Linked DNA regions of Homo sapiens: regions 1, 2, 4 and 5 are each linked to region 3. A link is a contact called in ENCODE Hi-C or POLR2A ChIA-PET data. All regions are on one chromosome and are shown on one strand. The core of a region is the stretch at or near the end of the contact, and the rest is flanking DNA. Distances in the headings are between cores, read along the strand shown.

Region 1 (3,327 bases), core at 421-2,920, 790 kb after region 3:
ACCAGATACACAAAATGTCTGTAATAGCGTCAGACAGAGCTTTAAAATAAAAATATAGTGCTATATATGTATACTTTACATTACGTGTATAGGAACACATATGTATATATCACACGTTCACAGGAAACAGAAAGGTTCCCTCGTTTTTGTTTTTGCTTTTTCTTTATTCTAGGAATTGAAGTTACATTAAACCCTATCCCATAAATTAAGTTAAATCATCATTAAATTAAAGAGTAATAAAATATTGCACGTAGATTTCTCTGAGCGACTATCTTCTGAGAAGGAAAACCTCAGACTAAGACCATGGCTGAATACGAACGCCCAATCCCTAAAAAAAATCACTAACCGGCATTTGTTTCTGCAAGAGAAAAAGGGAGTCTTACAATGAATAATCACATAACTCAGTTTCAGAAGTTAACCGGGGTAAAACACAACGAACCAAATTAGACAAATGTATGAAAGGACAAGCTTTCAAGAATTCGCCCAAAGTGAAAGACTGGTTTTAACCCCGGGATATAAAACATCCTTTGCAGGTAGAAGAGTCTTTAATTGAAAAAGAAAAAAATAAAATAAAGTGGCGGGCACAAGAAAAACCTGAACGACACGCAAAGGCAAAGTAAAAAATAATGATAATTTTAAAAAGGGGTCTCTCCTCCCACCCCCACTTCCAGCCCCCACCCCCACCTTCGCAGGACAATAGGATCAGGGTCCTAACTGCAAACTTTAAACGTGTAAACCAGAAGCAGTTTTACCGCAGCTGTAACTGCAAATCTCCTCATCCCGAACCTAGCGCACCCAGGAATACTTCTGCCCTGAAAACATCAGCAAGCTCTTGGTAAATACAAATCAGACCCATCACGAGATTCTTTTTTTTTTTCTCCCAAGTACCTGGAGGATCCATTTCAATATAAAATATCAGTTCTGTCGAATAGGGCATCATCACCTCCCTCCAGTCTGCGTCATCGCGGTCCATACTCCACACCGTATTGTACATCGCGCTGTCAGGGGCAGGTCGCCAGGAGATATATAGAAGGCATATATTTTTTATCTGGTATTTAAAAATCTAAAAATATATATCTGCAAAAGTTCCACACGGAAATGTACTTCGGGTTTTCCAACGGCCAGTACCAGTCCGGCCAAACTACCCGAACAGGGTCCTCCCCCTCTCTCCTACAGAACACAACAAAATGCCCCCGAACTTTCAAGCTATGGGCTTTTCTCCTCAGAGGATTACACAGAGGCTTGGGGGACGGAGAGCAGAGGTGTTAAAAAGCGGCTTCCCAAAAATCCTTTCTACACAGTCGCTCTCCGGGGAGAAAAGCTCCCACCGCCTCCAAATCTTTCCGCGGAAGCCACTTTTGTGTCCTTCGAAGGAGGGAGAATGAAGAGGAAAAAAAAGAACACGTTGGGAGAAACCCGGGCAAGTGACAAAGGAAGGCAAAAAAGGGGGCTGGAGATTGCGTTCAAGTTTCGGGGTCCCACTGGTCTGCAGAGAGCGAATCCCCCAGAGGCCGGGACTCGGGCTCCTCTCCGGTCGGTCTCGGAACCGAAGCTGCCGCAGCCTCGGGAATGGGGCCGGCCGGAGAAGTCCAGTCAGCTCGGCTTGTCTGGGCGCTCCCGCCGGGGTGTAAGAACCAACCCGACCGCACCAACTGCCCTCAAGCTCTGCCCGGACTCCAGCCACTAGAGTTTCATTTTAACGGCGCGGAGGGGACACCCTCCCCGCCCCATGCTGCCCACCCGCTGAGGCGCCACCCAACCGCGCCGGGAGGGGGGACAGCAGGCATCACCACCGCCCCTTCCACGCCGTCCCGCCTCGATGTACCGGGATTCTGTCAAGTGCCTGAGAACATGTTCAAAAAGCTGCTCTCCATCTCGACTTTCACGTCTCCCCACCGCTCTCTAGGCTTCGGCTCCCCAATCAGCCATCCGCGCTCTCCCCCAGCCTCAATCAGAATGGTACGATCCGGGCGCTGGCCGCACTCCAGGAGTCAGTGCCGGGAGCACGCGAGCCAGGCGAGGAGGGAGTGGGGCGAGGGAAGAGAGGCAAGGTGGGTGGTGATTGGCTGAGGCCGGTTGCCGGAGCCTGGAGCCTGCGTCTTTTGTCTGCCTTGCTCCTGCGAAGGAGCGGGAGACGGCTGCGCGCCCCAAGCGGGCCAATCAGGAGACAGCCGGCGCCGGCCGGTAAGGCGGCGATTGGTCAGAGCCCAGTTACTAAGCGGGACAAAGGCAGAAGGGGAAAAGAAAAGAGGAGGAAAAAAAAGAAAGAAAGAAAGGAAGAAAACGCAAACGGCGGTTACTGACAGGCTGGGCGAGCGCTCGGGGGCTCAAACTGCCTGGAGACAGGCGGGGCTCCTGCTGAGGCTTGGTCCGCCCGGACGAGTAAGGAGAGGAGCCAGGGAGGACCTGCTGGCGTGAGACGCCTCTGCCCGGTGATTGGCCGCGGGGGAAGGGAGCGGACACAGAGGGGGCACGTTCTGTCACTTGGCGGGGTGCGCGCTCTTCTGGTCCTTAGGAGGTCTCTGGGGAGACTCCTTTCCTACAGACCTCTTCACCTTGCTGGGACAGCCCTCTCCGCACCCTTGACAAGTTGTCAAAGCAATGGTCCCCAAACCCACTTGCCACCTTACCACTCAGGGAGAGGATGTGCCCGTGGCCCCTGCAACCTTCCTGGCTGCTACCTGACCCCACTCCCTGCTTCTCCCCTTGAGCAATTGGACATTTCTGAGGGAGGCATTTCGCAGTTCCTCTGTGCTTCCCACCCAAAGACTTTTGAACCCAGAGGTAACTCCCCACGCCTAAAATAGTGAGAGGTCTCAGCAAGCCCTCCTGCTCGAGTGCTCAAACCAATTAAAAAAAAAAAAAGTCTTGGAATTACAGTGCATGTGTAATTTCTAAGATAAGTCACAGGTGTTGGAATCTCTCACCAAAAGGGCTCTATTCTGTTTCCCTGACAGACCCTCTTCCTCACATACTCATTCCCACCCCCAAAGCTTAAATCTGGGAGATTGGCTTCACTATGAAAATGCTGAATATTTCCATGCATTTCAGAAACAGCTAATTAACTTGCTGGGGAACACTGAATAGCTAAAAGCAGATTTGTGTCTCCTGAAGATTGTGCCTGGAATTGCCATCCTGTATACCCTACAATACAGTCTGAGGAGGCCAAAAACTGCTCCATTTCCTCTTTACACAGGAGTAACAAAGCCCATTGTGTTTGAGTTGACAGCCTGATTTAAGCCCTAGCAAAACCTCCTACCTTGAGCATGTCTGCTATATTGATTCGCCTATGGAAGAGTTGCCACGTTTCACCCTCTACCTCCTAAG
Region 2 (3,425 bases), core at 42-2,541, 960 kb after region 3:
CGCTTGTTTAAGCCGCTCCGGGCCCCCCTCCACTCGCTCTCCGGTCCCTCCTCGCCGCTCGAGCCGATCCGAGTGGCCTCCGGCGCTCCCTGTCCTGCGGGTCGCACGGTCGCTCGGTCGCTTAGTCAGTTTGGCACCCGAGACCCCGGTTGTCGGTTCGCTCCCGTCAGCCCTGGGCCGTCAGACAGGCCGCGGCGCCCCGACCCTTTCGTTCGGCCTCTCCCCCTGCCCCATTCCCTCGCTCTCCAATCTGCTGTCCTCCCCTCCGCCCATCGGCTTGGCCTCCGGAATCTCGACCCCCGTGGCGTGTCAGGCAGATGCTGGAGCCCCGGGGCCATCAGTCAGGTTCGGTGGCCCCGGGCCTGGCCTGGCCTTGCCTTAGGCCGGGCCTCCTAACCTCGGCCCCTGCCCTAGGGCAGCCGGGCCATCGCTGCCCACCGGTTCGACATCCGAGACTCTCCTGCCCGGCCCAGCCGAGTGTCAGTTCGCGCGGCCCACAGCCGCAATCCAGCCTCAGTCGCCCGGGCCCAGCCTGCTTCGCTCCAGACCGGGCCTCCTGGCCTCGCCCCCCGCGCCCCCGAGCCAGGCCGCGGTGCGGGTCAGCCTGCCCATTTAGGTCTCCGTCTTTACTCTGTCCAGCCCTGTCAGTCACAAAATTCATTCTCCGATCCTACGAGCTGGCTTTCAGCGCCCCAGGCTGGGCCTTGCCCCGGGCCTCCCGGCCTCGCCCCCCGCGCCCCCCGGCCGCTGGGCCGCCCCTTGCTCTTAGCCAGAGGTAGCCCCTCACCCCGCGACTTACCCCACACCCCGCTCTCCAGAACCCCCATATGGGCGCTCACCGCCCGCCCGCACAGCTCGAACAGGGCGGGGGGAGCGTTGGGGCCCGAGGCCGAGCTCTTCGCTGGCGCCGCCTCCCGGGACGTGGCCTCCATGGTCGTTGCCGCCGCTACCTCACAGAACCAGCAACTCCGGGCGCGCCAGGCCTCGGGCGCCGCCATCTTGGGGAGGTGCGCGAGCCCGAGAGTGTCGCCCGCGGACCGCCATCTTGAAAAGGTCAGCAGTTAGGACGGCTCCATAAGCGATATGGGGAAGAATGTGAATTATTCTAAAGAAATTTCGAAGAAATTAGCACACTTTCCAAGTCTCTTAGGAGCTACTATTTTAGATAAACTCCTAGATCAATTATACTTGGGTGTGGTATGACTAAGGGGATGTTTCTTAGCAAAGCCTCCTCGGGTGCAAACATCAGCTACCCCTAACCTCTGCCTGCGGCTGGTAGTACATGCCAATCTGAGCATGTGTTCGCGACCACGATGAGTGTGCCGCACTTCCGGCCAGATCGCCGGATTTCCGCTGAGTGACCCTTACAAGTCCTTCTTGATCCTGAACTGGGTTAGGTGCCGCTGTTGCTGCTCGTGTTGAATCTAGAACCGTAGCCAGACATGGGACTGGAGGACGAGCAAAAGATGCTTACCGAATCCGGAGATCCTGAGGAGGTAAGGCAAGGCGATCCACTCGGCCCTCTTCTCTGCCCTGAAGCCCAGGACCTAGCCCGCCAAAACACGCACGGGGCCCTCTTAGCCCCCAGTTTACCCTCTAGGGTTTGCATAGTCGGGAGCTCTAGTTCCCTCGACCTTTCCCCAGAATTCGTCCGGTGACTTTGGACAGATAGATGACTAGTTTTTCTCTGGGCCTCGGCTTCTGCATTCTGTGAATGTAGTGAAGGTTTGAGAGCGAAAATGTTTTGTGGACTAAAGTCTTGTAAAAATATGACCTATGTTTGCAGTCAGTCAGATGTTCTGAAGCCCGCGTTTCACAGATTTGGGGAGCAAACAGACCGCCTTGCCCCAGCTCAGGTTAGGAATCCCTACCACATCTTCTATGGAGGTTCGGAAGACCTGGCCTTGTGTTCCTTTTCTTTGAGGAAGGTGTGTGTCTTTGGGGACAATGAAAGAATGTACGATGTGATTCTGTGATGGAAGAGGGAGCTCTTTCCCAGAGAAAGAGTGCTGCTATAATTATTGACTGCTTGCTATTCCAAGTGCTTTATATGCACTAATTAATTTTTTTTTTTTTTTTGAGATGGAATCTCGCTCTGTCGCCCAGGCTGGAGTGCAGTGGCGTGGTCTCGGCTCGCTGCAACCTCCGCCTCCTGGGTTCAAGCGATTCTCCTGCCTCAGCCTCCCAGGTAGCTGGGACTACAGGTGTCCGCCACCACGCCTGGCTAATTTTTGTGTTTTTAGTAGCGACGGGGGTTTCACTCTGTTGGCCAGGCTGATCTCGAACTCCTGACCTAGTGATCCGCCCACCCCGGCCTCCCAAAGTCCTGGGATTACAGGCGTGAGCCACCGCGCCCGGCCCTAATTCATTTCATCTACACACTATTCCTATGAAGTAAGTGTTGGGTACTATTAGTGCCATTTTTACAGATGAGGAAACAAGCATAGAGGTTAAATATCTTTTCTAAGGTCATGCAGCTACCAAATTGGTGCAGCCAGGAATTGCGGCCAAGCAGCGCGGTTCTAGAACCAGGACTCTTATCAATTTTGCGACACAGCTACTAGTTGTTTCTAATCTCATTTCCTGTCCGTCTGTTCTCTGGTCACTTGGGGGCAGCCATTCTGGGCTGTGGGTTCAGAATAATTGGAGACTTATTTATCCCTTAATTTTTCTAGTCTTATTATTTCTAAAAAGAAATAGAACCTGAGGCCGGGCGCAGTGGCTCACGCCTGTAATCCCAACACTTTAGGAGGACGGCCGAGGCAGACAGGTAGCATGAGTCCAGGAGTTGGACCAGCCTGGGCAACGTGGCGAAACCCCGTCTCTACAAAAAATATAAAAATTAGCCGGGCATGGTGGTGAACGCCTGTGGTCTCAACTGCTCGGGAGTTTGAGCCCAGGAAGTCCAGGCTGCAGTGAGCCGTGATCGTGTCACTGCACTCCAGCCGAGGCAACCCGAGTGAGACCCTGTCTCAAAAAAAAAAAAAAAAAAAAAAACTAAAGAAAGAAATGGAGCCTGCCTCAGAAAGGTCAGCAAGATCCACCGCTGCAATAGATGAGAAAAAGCAAGTAATTAAGCAGTCAGTTTTAAACTAGGGTATTCTGGCCGGGCGCGGTGGCTCATGCCTGTAATCCCAGCACTTTGGGAGGCCGAGGCGGGTGGATCGGGAGGCCGAGGCGGGTGGATCGGGAGGCCGAGGCGGGTGGATCAGGAGGTCAGGAGATCCAAACCATCCTGGCTAACATGGTGAAACCCCTTCTCTACTGAAAATACAAAAAATTAGCCGGGCGTGGCGGCGGGCGCCTGTAGTCCCAGCTACTCGAGAGGCTGAGGCAGAATGGCGTCAACCCGAGAGGCGAAGCTTGCAGTGAGCCAAGGTCGCGCCACTGCACTCCAGCCTGGGCGACAGAGCGAGACTCCGTCT
Region 3 (3,434 bases), core at 909-3,408:
AAGGTAGACCCAAAGCATTCTAAGTGAGTGCAAAGGCCCCAAGGAGGGTGCCTGGTATGTCTGTGGTACAGTAAGTAGGTCAATGTGGTTAGAATGGAATGAGATGGGACTGAGTGGTAGAAGAGGTCAGAGAAGTAAACCAGATGAGGTGGGGAGAGGAGGGTCACAAAGTACCTTATAGGCCATTGGAGGGATTTGGCTGCCACACCCTTGCTCTTAGAAGGCAGTCCTCTTACTACAGCCTTGCAGGTCCAGTGATCCGGGCACCATCCGCCTCATCCCCTCACTATGCTCTAGCCAAGGTTGACTGAATTTAGTTGCTTAAACACCTCAAGTGTGTCTGCCCACCTTGGGGCCTCACACAATCCATTTCCTCTGTTTGGACTCTTTTATGCTTTTACCTAACACCTTATCATTTTTCAAGTCTTGACTGAAATGTCCAAATCAGGTCCCCTCATCTTATCCTATCACATATTTCTGCCTTGTAGCTCTTACCTAATGTAATTTTACATTACTTTGATTCTTTCCATCAGTGTGTACTTCCTGAATTTGACTGTAAAAAACGACTTGAGTGCAAGGACTGATTCTCTTGTTGATTGGTGTGTGTCCAAAGTCAGTGCCAGGTAAACTGTACACAATAGATACCTGTTAAATGAATTAATGGGATGGGGGATAGTCAAAAGAGTTTCCCTTTTTTAGGATAGGAGAAATCCAAAGAGTTTTTTTATTTTTGTTTTTTTTTTGTTTGTTTGTTTTGTTTTTAGAGACAGTGTGTCCCTCACTTTGCTGCTCTGCCACTCAGGCTGGAGTGCAATAAGAACATGGCTCACTGCAGCCTCGACCTCCTGGGCTCAAGCCATCCTCTCACCTCAGCCTCCTGTAGCTGGGACTACAGGTGCGCACCACCATGCCCAACTAATTTTTAATTTTCTTTTTGTAGAGACAAGGTTTCACTATGTTGCCCAGGCTAGTCTTGAACTCCTAGGGTCAAGCGATCCTCCCACCTTGGCCTCCTAAGATGATTACAGGCCATAAGCCACTGCGCCCGGCCCAAGCAGTTCTGAATAATGATGAAATGGGCTCAGTTGAGAGAAGCTGAAGATTAACTATAAACAATGAGTAACAAAGGAGCACTGGAAGGCAGAGGTGGATGGGAATCGTAGTGTTTACGGAGGGACTAGTCTCCAATAGGAATTTTTTTTTTTTTTTTTTTTTTGAGACGGAGTTTCGCTCTTGTTGCCTAGGCTGAAGTGCAAAATGGCGTGATCTCGGCTCACCGCAACCTCTGCCTCCCAGGTTCAAGCGATTCTCCTGCCTCAGCCTCCCAAGTAGTGGGATTACAGGCGCCCGCACCATACCCAGCTAATTTTTTTTGTACTTTTAGTAGAGACGGGGTTTCACCATGTTGGCCAGGCTGGTTTTGAACTCCGGACCTCAGGTAATCCGCCCGCCTCGGCCTCCCAAAGTGCTGGGATTACAGGCGTGAGCCACCGCGCCCGGCCTAGGAACCTCTTTCAAATTCAATCACCCTCTAGGTCGACTATACCGCCTAGCTGCTTCACAATTTGTCCCTTCCTCGCCATCCATACTGCCAGCCTTAATTCAAGTTCACATTATCACTTGATTGGATTATTACAAAAGCTTCCCTACCAATCGGTCGCTCTTACACCCTGGGCAGCCTCCTCCGATGGCCCACTCCCCGCCTCTTTCACTTTCTGGAGATCACTGAGCTCTCCATCCTCTCTGGGAATTTACCGATGCCCAGAACGCCCTTCTTTCCCCCACACGACCCTCTCCTAGTCTAACTCCTGGGCGTGCTTTAAGCTCAGCTCAGGCAGCGTCACCTTCTCTGGAAAGCCCAAACCCAGCCACCCCACTACCCGCTACCCGCGGCCCACGCTGATGAAGACAGCAGAACACGGAGGCCCCGCGTTCCCGCCGCGAGAGCAGGAGAGAAAGATTACCTCCCGCGAGCTCTAGCGCGCCCGGCTTTCCGGCGCACTCCAGGGGGCGTGGCTCGGGTCCACCCGGGCTGCGAGCCGGCAGCACAGGCCAATAGGCAATTAGCGCGCGCCAGGCTGCCTTCCCCGCGCCGGACCCGGGACGTCTGAACGGAAGTTCGACCCATCGGCGACCCGACGGCGAGACCCCGCCCCATCCCCGACTGCCTGAACCGCGCCAGGAGACGGACCGCAAGTCCAGCGTACCCACAGACGACTCAGGCGGGAGACGAGCGGTGTCATGGCCGCCGACAGTGACGATGGCGCAGTTTCAGCTCCCGCAGCTTCCGACGGTGAGCGGCTTCCCAGAGGTAGCCTTCAAAGCCTCTGCGCTCTGGGAGAGGGGAAGGCCTCGGGCTCATAGTTCTAGAGGCTCCTCAAGCTTCAGAGGACTGCTCCTTCCGCCTGAACTAGCCACGAGGAGACTACAAGTTCCGTTGTACACCGCGGCTCCGGCTGCAAAAGCCTGGAGCGTTGGGAGCATGGGGCTGATGGAGGCATGGCGGGAGATGTAGTCTGGAGCTCATAACGGTTAGTAGTAATAGTTGTGATTCAGTTCAGTGGAGTGGATTGAGCGTTGTGATCCAAAGGAAGGTAGGACGTATTGGGAGCTCTGGTGTGGGGCACTGCCAGGCTCTGGGGCTTACTGGGAGCTGTTGCTTGTGGCGCTGGGGCACCATGAGAACAGTAGTATGGATCCCTGTGGGATATTAAGGGAGCTGAGATCCTCAAGCCCTACAAAATGTTTCCTGCAGGACATGGGAAAAAAGAATCAAAGGTCGTCTAGTCCAACTTTCTCCTCTACAGATTGTGAAAGCGAGGTGGGAAGTAATTTACCCAGGCTCATACAAGCCAGTAGAAGACTCAGGCTTCCTCTCCCCAAATTCAGGGCATTCTCCACTCCAAGGCCTGTGTGTAGAACACGTGGGTTACAAAGGCTTGTGGGAAAAGCTACCAATGGAAACTACCCCCCTTACCACCATCACCGTGGCCTAGCTTGGTGTCTGTTCCCCTGGGCTCTTTCCTTAAGCATGAACATCCATCACCCTCCTAACCCCCAGGTGGTGTCAGCAAAAGCACAACATCTGGGGAGGAGCTAGTAGTCCAGGTTCCCGTAGTGGATGTGCAAAGCAACAACTTCAAGGAGATGTGGCCATCCCTCCTGCTAGCCATAAAGACAGCTAATTTCGTGGCTGTGGACACGGTGAGAGTTGGGAAACAAGGAGGGCAGGTGGTTGTGAAGGGGCTGGTGCTAGAGGCCTGTCACAACTCTCCCTTTACCTACCCACAGGAGCTGAGTGGGCTTGGGGACAGGAAGAGTTTGCTGAACCAGTAAGTATAAGCCCTTTTCTCTTTAGTGCCAGCCCTCAACTGTGGAGTGGGGGGGTCACAGACCTGGGTGGTTTGGGTCCTTCATAAGGCTAACTCCTAGCC
Region 4 (3,473 bases), core at 873-3,372, 510 kb before region 3:
CCCTCCTTGGTTCTGGCATCTCTGTATCTCTGGTATCTTTGTAGAACCCCTCCATTAAGCCCACATTGCCATCCCGCTACCATCCCATTTTTTTTTTTTTTTGAGACAGGATCTTACTGTGTTGCCCAGGCTGCAGTGCAGTGGTGTAATCATGGCTCACTGCAGCCTCAAACTCTGAGGTTCAAGTGATCCTCCCGCCTCAACCTCCTGAGTGGCTGAGACTACAGGCACGCACCACCATGCCCAGCTAATTATTTAAAAAAAATTTTTTTTCTTTGAGACGGAGTCTTGCTCTGTTGCCCAGGTTGGAGTGCAGTGGCGCAATCTTGGCTTACTGCAGCCTCTGCCTCCCAGGTTCAAGCAATTCTCCTGCCTCAGCATCCTGAGTAGCTGGGATTACAGGCACCTGCCACTACGCCTGGCTAATTTTTGTATTTTTATTAGAGACGGGGTTTCACCATGTTGCCCAGGCTGGTCTTGAACTCCTGGCTCAAGCAATCCACCAGCTTTAGCCTCCCAAAGTGCTGGGATTACAGGTGTGAGTCACCATGCCTGGCCCATCCCACAATGGTTCACAGTAAAACCATTCAAAAGAATCATTGATTCCCATTTTCTCATCTTCCATTCTGTCTTTAACACATTCCAGACAGGATCTTGTCTACTCCTCTCTACTGAAATGGCTGCTTATTTATTTGTCTACTTATTTACTGTCTATCTCTCTCTTCTTTTTTTTCTTTTTTTGAGATGGAGTTTTGCTCGGTCTCCCAGGCTGGAGTGCAGTGGCATGGTCTCGGCTCATGGCAACCTCCACCCTCCCGGGTTCAAGTGATTCTCCTGCCTCAGCCTTCCAAGTAGCTGGGATTACAGGCATGCACCCCCACACCCAGCTAATTTTCATATTTTTAGTAGAGATGGGGTTTCACCATGTCGGCCAGGCTGGTCTTGAACTCCTGACCTCAAGTGATGTGCCCACCTCGGCTTCCCAAAGTGCTGGGATTACAGGCGTAAGCCACCTCACCCAGCCCTTATTGTCTATCTCTATCCCTAGAATATAAGTTCCTTGGAGGTAAAAAACTGTATTGCTATTATATCCCGTATTCTTTTTTATTTTTATTTTCCAAATTCTTTTTTGAGATTGAATCTTGCTCTTTTGCCCAGGCTGGAGTACAGTGATGTGATCTCAGCTCACTGTAACCTCCGCCTCCTGGGTTCAAGTAATTCTCCTGCCTCAGCCTCCTGAGTAGCTGGGATTACAGGCATGAGCCACCACGCCCAGCTAATTTTTGTATTTTCAGTAGAGACGGGGTTTTGCAATGTTGGCCAGGCTGGTCTTGAACTCCTGACTTCAGGGGATCCGCCTGCCTTGGCCTCCCAAAATGCCCCAGCATCATCCCAATTACAGGCATGAGCCACTGTGCCCAGCCCAAATTCTTTTTTTTTTTTTTTTTTGAGACGGAGAGTTTCACTCTTGTTGCCCAGGCTGGAGTGCAATGGCACGATCTCAGCTCACTGCAACCTTCGCCTCCCAGGTTCAAGCAATTCTGCCTCAGCCTCCAAAGTAGCTGGGATTACTGGCATGTGCCACCACGCCTGGCTAATTTTTTGTATTTTTAGTAAAGACAGGGTTTCACCATGTTGGCCAGGCTGGTTTCGAACTCCTGACCTCAGGTGATCCACCTGCCTCGGCCTCCCAAAGTGCTGGGATTACAGGAATGAGCTACCACGTCCACCCAGCCCAAATTCTTAAATAGTACCTAGCACATAGTAGGGGCTTGAACAATATGTGTTGAATACTGAATCAGCTGATTGGTCCCTCCCCGGGGTGCCCGTGCTCACCAGAGCCACGTGGACTGTGAACTCAACGCCAATGCCTACAGAGGCCACAAGGATCACCACGGGGATGGCACTCAGCTTGATGCCCAGGAAACCCATGATACCAAAGAGTTCCACTGTCATCATCGCCAGGACCAGCACCTGAGGGAGACAGGGCTCACAGAGGGCTCCTGGCAGGAGGGATGACAGGCTGGGCAGGGAAGGGTGGGGTGTCTCTGTCCCCACTCCTGCAAGCACTCACTATGAGGCCAGCCGTCCAGGGGTTGAGGAGCAGCAGAGCACAGACGAGGAAAGTGCACACCAGCAGGATGCAGACGGCCAGCAGGAAGCAGCGCCGCAGGCCCAGATACTGTTCCCAGAAGAGGAAGGGGGAGCCGCTGGGGTAGGCGTGCACCCCAGCCTGGCCGGCCTCTGCGCATGCTGCCCGGGCCCCCTCGATGGCCTCCACAAAGTCTGCAGTCTTCTGGAGGCCACGCAGCAGGAAGGGGAACTGGGCAAACTCCAAGGGCTGAGCTGGCGGGACTGTGGAGGGGAGGGGAAGGGAGAAGAGGGAGAGGGACAGGGCGGTGAGCACGGGGCAGAGTGGGCAGGGCCTCAGGCTCAGGGCTTGTGTGGGCGAGGCTGAGGCTCTTGCCGAGCTCCCCCCAAGACTCACTGCGAAGGTTCTCCCCCGTGGTGTCGTATTTGTCGTGCAGCCATTCAGGAGGTGGGGGGTAGAAGTTGGCCTGTGAGGCTGCCAGACCCAGGGGGTCACTGCTCACCCACACGGTCAGCCCCATGTAGAAGAGCTCGGGTGGAATCAGTCCCTCTCTGTCCACCAGCTTCCTTGTGGTCAGCTGCAGAGGCAGAGAGGGCTGAAGGCCTGGGCCCAGGAGGCCTGCAGCCCCTGTACTAGTGGACCCCTCCAGCCCTCTCCCAACCTGGCTGAAATCCAGAGGCTCCTGGGCGTCTCCAGTCTGGATGAGCAGCTTGTAGGCCAGGGCCCCATCCTCAGAGCCATTGCGGTACGAGTGGCGGGTGATGCGCCCAGAAGCCCAGTCCTGGTCAAAGGCAGCCTGGATTCCTGGGGGAGACCAGGATAGGGTTCTATTAGCTGGTGGCCCCAGGGCGTTTCTCCCTGCAGCACCCCTCCCTGCCCGTCTCCTCGCCTCTCACCCTGTAGCCAGTTGCGGTAATAGTGCAGCCAGGTGCGGGGTGCCTGGGTGGCCGGTGGGGGCAGCACCGCCTTGAGGGAACTGAAGCGCTGGTGCAGATCAAAGAGGGCGCGTTGGGAGTGGGCGTAGTCAAAGCCACCCTGGGTCACCAGGGCCACCTCGTACAGGGAGAAGTACCTGAGCTGGGCGCTCAGGAAGGCATGCTCCTTGGTGCCCCGAGGCACCACATCCGTCAGGGCCAGGCCGTCTTGCACCAAGGTGGCTCCGTAGAGGCTCAGGCCCAGAAGAGCACCAAAGAGCACCAGCACGATGGCCTGCGGGATGTAGCAACTAAGCTGGAGACCCCAGGGCTGCCCCCAGCCCCTCAGGCAGTGGACTAAGCCCTCTCTGCCCTTCTGGGCCCAGAGATGCTAAGTCTCTGCCCTGCTCTGCCCAGTCTTACCTTAGCATGTGACTGGAGCAGCAACGGGGCAAACTGATAGCGGG
Region 5 (3,772 bases), core at 1,208-3,707, 910 kb after region 3:
AAACTCTGTTCCCTGACCTGCCTCAAACTCTGTTTCCTGACACCTCAAGGTAGTAAAGCTGTGTCTTCCCACCAGAGTTCCCACACAGGTAGTAACTCTGTGTCACCCAAGAGTTCCTTGCAGATTGGGGAATGCCCTAAGTAAGAGGCCACAGCTTTTCTAATCTCACCAGTTGCAGTTGTTCTTTAAGGGTAGGTAGACTTCCTTCTGGAGCCTGCTTAAATTTGGCCACTGTCCAGTGCCCTGGAATAATTGGTTTTTCAAAATATTTTTTTCCCTAGAGTTTGTAATTGTTATTTGTGGGAGGGTTAATCTGACTACATTTATTTGCTATTACTGGAAACTAGAACCAGAAATATTTATTTATTATTTTTGAAATGGAGTCTCGCTCTGTCGTTCCGGCTGGAGTGCAGTGGTGCGATCTCGGCTCACTGCAACCTCCCCTCCTGAGTTCAAGCGACTCTCCTGCCTCAGCCTCATGAGTAGCTGGGATTACAGGCGCCTGCCACCACGCCCGTCTAATTTTTGTGCTTTTAGTAGAGACGGGGTTTCACCATGTTGGCCAGGCTGTTCTCGAACTCCTGACCTAAAGTGATCCGCTGGCCACAGCCTCCCAACCGATTAATACTTAATTAAAACGATATTTCTCTCCAGAATTCTTTTTTTTTTTTTTTGGGACGGAGTCTCGCTCTATCGCCCAGGCTGGAGTGCAGTGGCACGATCTTAGCTCACTGCAAGCTCCGCCTCCCGGGTTCACGCCATTCTCCTGCCTCAGCCTCCCGAGTAGCTGGGACTACAGGCGCCCGCCAACGCTCCCGGCTAATTTTTTGTATTTTTAGTAGAGACGGGGTTTCACGTGTTAGCCAGGATGGTCTCGATCTCCTGACCTTGTGATCCGCCCGTCTCGGCCTCCCAAAGTGCTGGGATTACAGGCGTAAGCCACCGCGCCCGGCCCAGAATTCTTTGTTTTGAGATAGGGTCTTGCTCTGTCGTCCAGGTTGGAGTGCAGTGGCGCGATCTTGGCTCACTGCAGCTTGACCTTCCAGGCTCAAGCGATGCTTCCAAGCTCAGCGTCTGCAATAGCTAGGACTACAGCTGTGCACCACCATGCCTGGCTAATTTTTTTGTAGATATGGGGTTTCTCCGTGTTGCCCAGGCTGATCTGGAAGTCCTGGGCTCAAGCAATCCTCCTGCCTCGGCCTCCCAAAGTGCTGGAATTACAGGTGTGAGCCACCATGCCTGACCTCAGAATTCTTGATAACCCTGTGAGGATGGCTTAAGCTATACTCAGGTGTGTGACCTTGTACAAGTTACTAGCCTATCTAGGCCTGTTTCCTCACTTACAAAATGGGGACAAAAATAAACCTACCTCATAGTCATGAGCATTACATGAACTGTTATATCTTAGAAGCTCAGAAATGCCTGGTGGTAAATGCTATAAATACACCCTTATCATTATTAGTGAGTACCTAGGTTGTGCATGCCACTGTTGGGTGCTTTACGCACATTAATTTACTTGTCAGAATAGCCATGGGGGGGAGGTACTATTATAATGCCACTTTAGATATGAAGAAACTGACGTTTTGAGAGATTGGATGATTAAATCTCTGACTCCAAACACAACGCTTCCTCCAACGCGGTTTGGCCTTGGAGAGGAAGGCAGCTTCTTTCAAGACACCCCTGAGCGAGAAAGTCGCGTCATCCGGGGGCTCCCATTGCCCGAGCCCGCCACGTGGCAGTCTGGGCCGAATGCCTCTCCCCACTTTCTGGGTGGGCGAGGCCTGACTCCAACCCCGGCCCTCCGCTCTAGACCTGGTACCACTGTAGATTCAATCCAAACTCCCAGAAATGTGCCGCCTTTCATAATCCCCAGCTGTCCACTACAGGTGGTAACTCCCCTGCTGCTCAATGTGGCGTAAATCTTCCCTTCCATAGCTGCGGGACCACAGCTCACCGACCTGGGACAAACACCCGAGACGGGCCGAATTCCAGCTCGCAGGTAGTAATTCCGCCCCTCCCCTCCCCGCTCCGTCGCGTCCAGTCCAGCTCTTCTAGCCCTGCCCCGCTCCTCTAGCCCAACCGCTCCCCACTGTTGGCCCCGCCCCTCCCCGCCCCGTCCAGCTCTTCTCGCCCCGCCCCGCTCTTCTCGCCCAACTGCTCCTCGCTGTTGGCCCCGCCCCTCCCCCGCCACCCCCGCCCCCGCCCCGCCCCTCTCTTCTCGCCCAACCGCCCACCTCTGTTGGCCCCGCCCTCCCATCTAAGTCACGCCTCCTAGTAGGTCAATTTAGCTTCTCCAGCTCCAGAGCCCAGACTCCTCATTGGGCGCAGCACTATTCCCGCCTCTTCCTTGGGTCGCGAGCGCCGAACTCATCGAACGCAGCCAATGGGTGATACGACGGCAGCGCGGCGGGAGGTTCGATTGACCCGGTCTTGGCGGGTCGGTGAGTCTTGGCGGCTGTTAACGCGCGCTTTGGGAACAGGAAGGTTGAGAGAGAGGTGCTGGGGTCTGCGTCTATCTCTGTCGCTCTTTTCAGCCCCTCCTGGTATTCCCCTCCTAACCTGGGTTTTTTACACGCCCGCGTGGCTTCCTGCTCGACCTCCCTGAGTCTGATCCTGGTTTCCACCTCCAGCCCTGGGAAATTTCCTTTCTCCAGACTCGCCCTCCCCACCCGGGCCTCGGACTTTCACCCCAGCTTCTCTCTCCTGGCCAGTGATTACCCACCCCCAATCCCACCCCGCCCCGCCGCGCAACTACCTCCTCCCTTCACCCGGACTGGGACCATCATCCCCACTCCACTCCGCCCAGTCTGGGACTCCACCTGCCTCCTCCCCAATCCCACACTAATCTCTGCTTGGTCTCTTCCTCTTTGGCCTAATCTCTCGTCTCGGCTTATTGGGGACGGCCACTCTCACAGTTTGGTTCCAAACACCAGTTCCTGGATGGATTCCCGCCATCCATGCCCCCTCTTTAATTAGCCGGTCCTCTCAATAATGTAGCAGCCCCCTCTACAGATTAGACCCTGGTCCTACACTCTTAGCCGCTGCCTGCTTTTGACCTTTGGCTCATGGGTACTTGACGTTTTAAACTCCTAGGCCCAGGATGGTAAGTGTGGGCCTAGGGGAGACTGGGAATAGCCCTGGGTCAGGGTCTAGTAGGCCTAGGCTGCAGGATCCTTGCAGGCACTGTTTCTGTTCTCCCTTTACAGAGGAGGAGCTTGGCTCCCAGCCAGCTGGCCAAGAGAAAACCTGAAGGCAGGTCCTGTGATGATGAAGACTGGCAACCTGGCCTAGTGGTGAGCACTCAAGGGGACAGGGAAGGTGGGTAGAGCTGTTTGGACAGAAAAGAAGCCAGGATTTGGTTTCTAGGGTTACATAGCCAATTCCAGATGCCTCTTTTGTATGTTCAATAAACTTTTAGTGAGTACTTACTATGTGCCAGGCATTGAACAAGATTAGTAAAATCTTTATCCTCAGGGTAGTCACTAGAAGCTAATATAGCCTCAGTTTTCCTGGTGGGAAAAGATAAGCAAAAGAGCCAGTTGGATTGGACCTTTTGACTCTGCTTGGAAAAAAGGGCTACACAACAGCAATTAGCAGCTGGCTCTTTTGCTCTTTGTCCCCTGCCCAGTGTCACAGAACAGTAGAGTGTTCTGGGCCTACCTTGGAGTCCTGGGCTCACTTGGGCCTAGATCTGACAGGTTGTGTCCTTCCAGTCCTTGCTCATACTCAAGTACAGTATATTCTACTTTAGGTTGGGCCCTGGGCTCTGCTT

Evidence for each region. Hi-C counts contacts between places; a loop is a spot of excess contacts on that map. ChIA-PET counts read pairs that join two places held with the same protein, here RNA polymerase II (POLR2A). Pooled maps may share reads with other maps.
Region 1: a loop to region 3 is called in a pooled map, with 6 times the contacts of the local background. The contact joins the promoter of PIK3R3 here to the promoter of TOE1 in region 3. A Hi-C loop is called at or near these places in 8 of 50 pooled maps.
Region 2: a pooled map shows a loop between it and region 3 (11-fold over the local background). The contact joins the promoter of LRRC41 here to the promoter of TOE1 in region 3. A Hi-C loop is called at or near these places in 9 of 50 pooled maps. POLR2A ChIA-PET finds 5 or more read pairs at or near these places in 2 of 52 experiments (GM10248 and activated naive CD4-positive, alpha-beta T cell).
Region 4: POLR2A ChIA-PET joins it to region 3 with 11 read pairs in HepG2. The contact joins the enhancer-like site here to the promoter of TOE1 in region 3. A Hi-C loop is called at or near these places in 1 of 168 maps with a recorded cell type or tissue (B cell) and 7 of 50 pooled maps. POLR2A ChIA-PET finds 5 or more read pairs at or near these places in 22 of 52 experiments (A549, AG04450, CD4-positive, alpha-beta T cell and 16 more).
Region 5: a loop to region 3 is called in a map of CD8-positive, alpha-beta T cell, with 7 times the contacts of the local background. The contact joins the promoter of RAD54L here to the promoter of TOE1 in region 3. A Hi-C loop is called at or near these places in 1 of 168 maps with a recorded cell type or tissue (CD8-positive, alpha-beta T cell), 1 of 37 single-sample maps with no recorded cell type and 8 of 50 pooled maps. POLR2A ChIA-PET finds 5 or more read pairs at or near these places in 3 of 52 experiments (OCI-LY7, PC-9 and activated B cell).

Annotation. Positions count from the first base shown.
Region 1 is chr1:46,130,959-46,134,285 of GRCh38, forward strand. It overlaps PIK3R3 (phosphoinositide-3-kinase regulatory subunit 3), which reads right to left and starts at 1,671. Exons shown (of 10, transcript NM_003629.4): 1 at 889-1,671. The coding sequence starts at 994. All of the region lies in intron 1 of P3R3URF-PIK3R3 (P3R3URF-PIK3R3 readthrough), which reads right to left. It overlaps LOC101929626 (a long non-coding RNA gene), which reads left to right and starts at 2,413. Exons shown (of 3, transcript NR_125987.1): 1 at 2,413-2,432. RefSeq lists enhancers at 934-983, 2,224-2,453.
Region 2 is chr1:46,302,325-46,305,749 of GRCh38, forward strand. It overlaps LRRC41 (leucine rich repeat containing 41), which reads right to left and starts at 1,292. Exons shown (of 10, transcript NM_006369.5): 1 at 800-1,292. The coding sequence starts at 998. It overlaps UQCRH (ubiquinol-cytochrome c reductase hinge protein), which reads left to right and starts at 1,374. Exons shown (of 4, transcript NM_006004.4): 1 at 1,374-1,496. The coding sequence starts at 1,443. RefSeq lists silencers at 1-47, 78-147, 498-647, 678-727, 778-837 and enhancers at 828-1,227, 963-1,546, 1,547-2,128.
Region 3 is chr1:45,338,012-45,341,445 of GRCh38, forward strand. TOE1 (target of EGR1, exonuclease) reads left to right here and starts at 2,159. Exons shown (of 8, transcript NM_025077.4): 1 at 2,159-2,293; 2 at 3,062-3,204; 3 at 3,292-3,332. The coding sequence starts at 2,242. It overlaps MUTYH (mutY DNA glycosylase), which reads right to left and starts at 1,959. Exons shown (of 16, transcript NM_001048174.2): 1 at 1,888-1,959. RefSeq lists enhancers at 1,481-2,148, 2,149-2,817, 2,170-2,519, 2,818-3,434.
Region 4 is chr1:44,824,414-44,827,886 of GRCh38, forward strand. It overlaps PTCH2 (patched 2), which reads right to left. Exons shown (of 22, transcript NM_003738.5): 14 at 3,430-3,473; 15 at 2,989-3,301; 16 at 2,754-2,896; 17 at 2,489-2,669; 18 at 2,075-2,355; 19 at 1,837-1,974. Among named protein-coding and RNA genes, the nearest start is that of PTCH2, 17 kb to the right of the region's middle. Within about 2 kb of position 2,123, at least 15 of the 41 ENCODE cell types and tissues checked have a DNase peak (open chromatin) inside an H3K27ac peak, as active enhancers do.
Region 5 is chr1:46,245,306-46,249,077 of GRCh38, forward strand. RAD54L (RAD54 like) reads left to right here and starts at 2,458. Exons shown (of 18, transcript NM_003579.4): 1 at 2,458-3,103; 2 at 3,207-3,293. The coding sequence starts at 3,101. RefSeq lists a silencer at 2,019-2,278.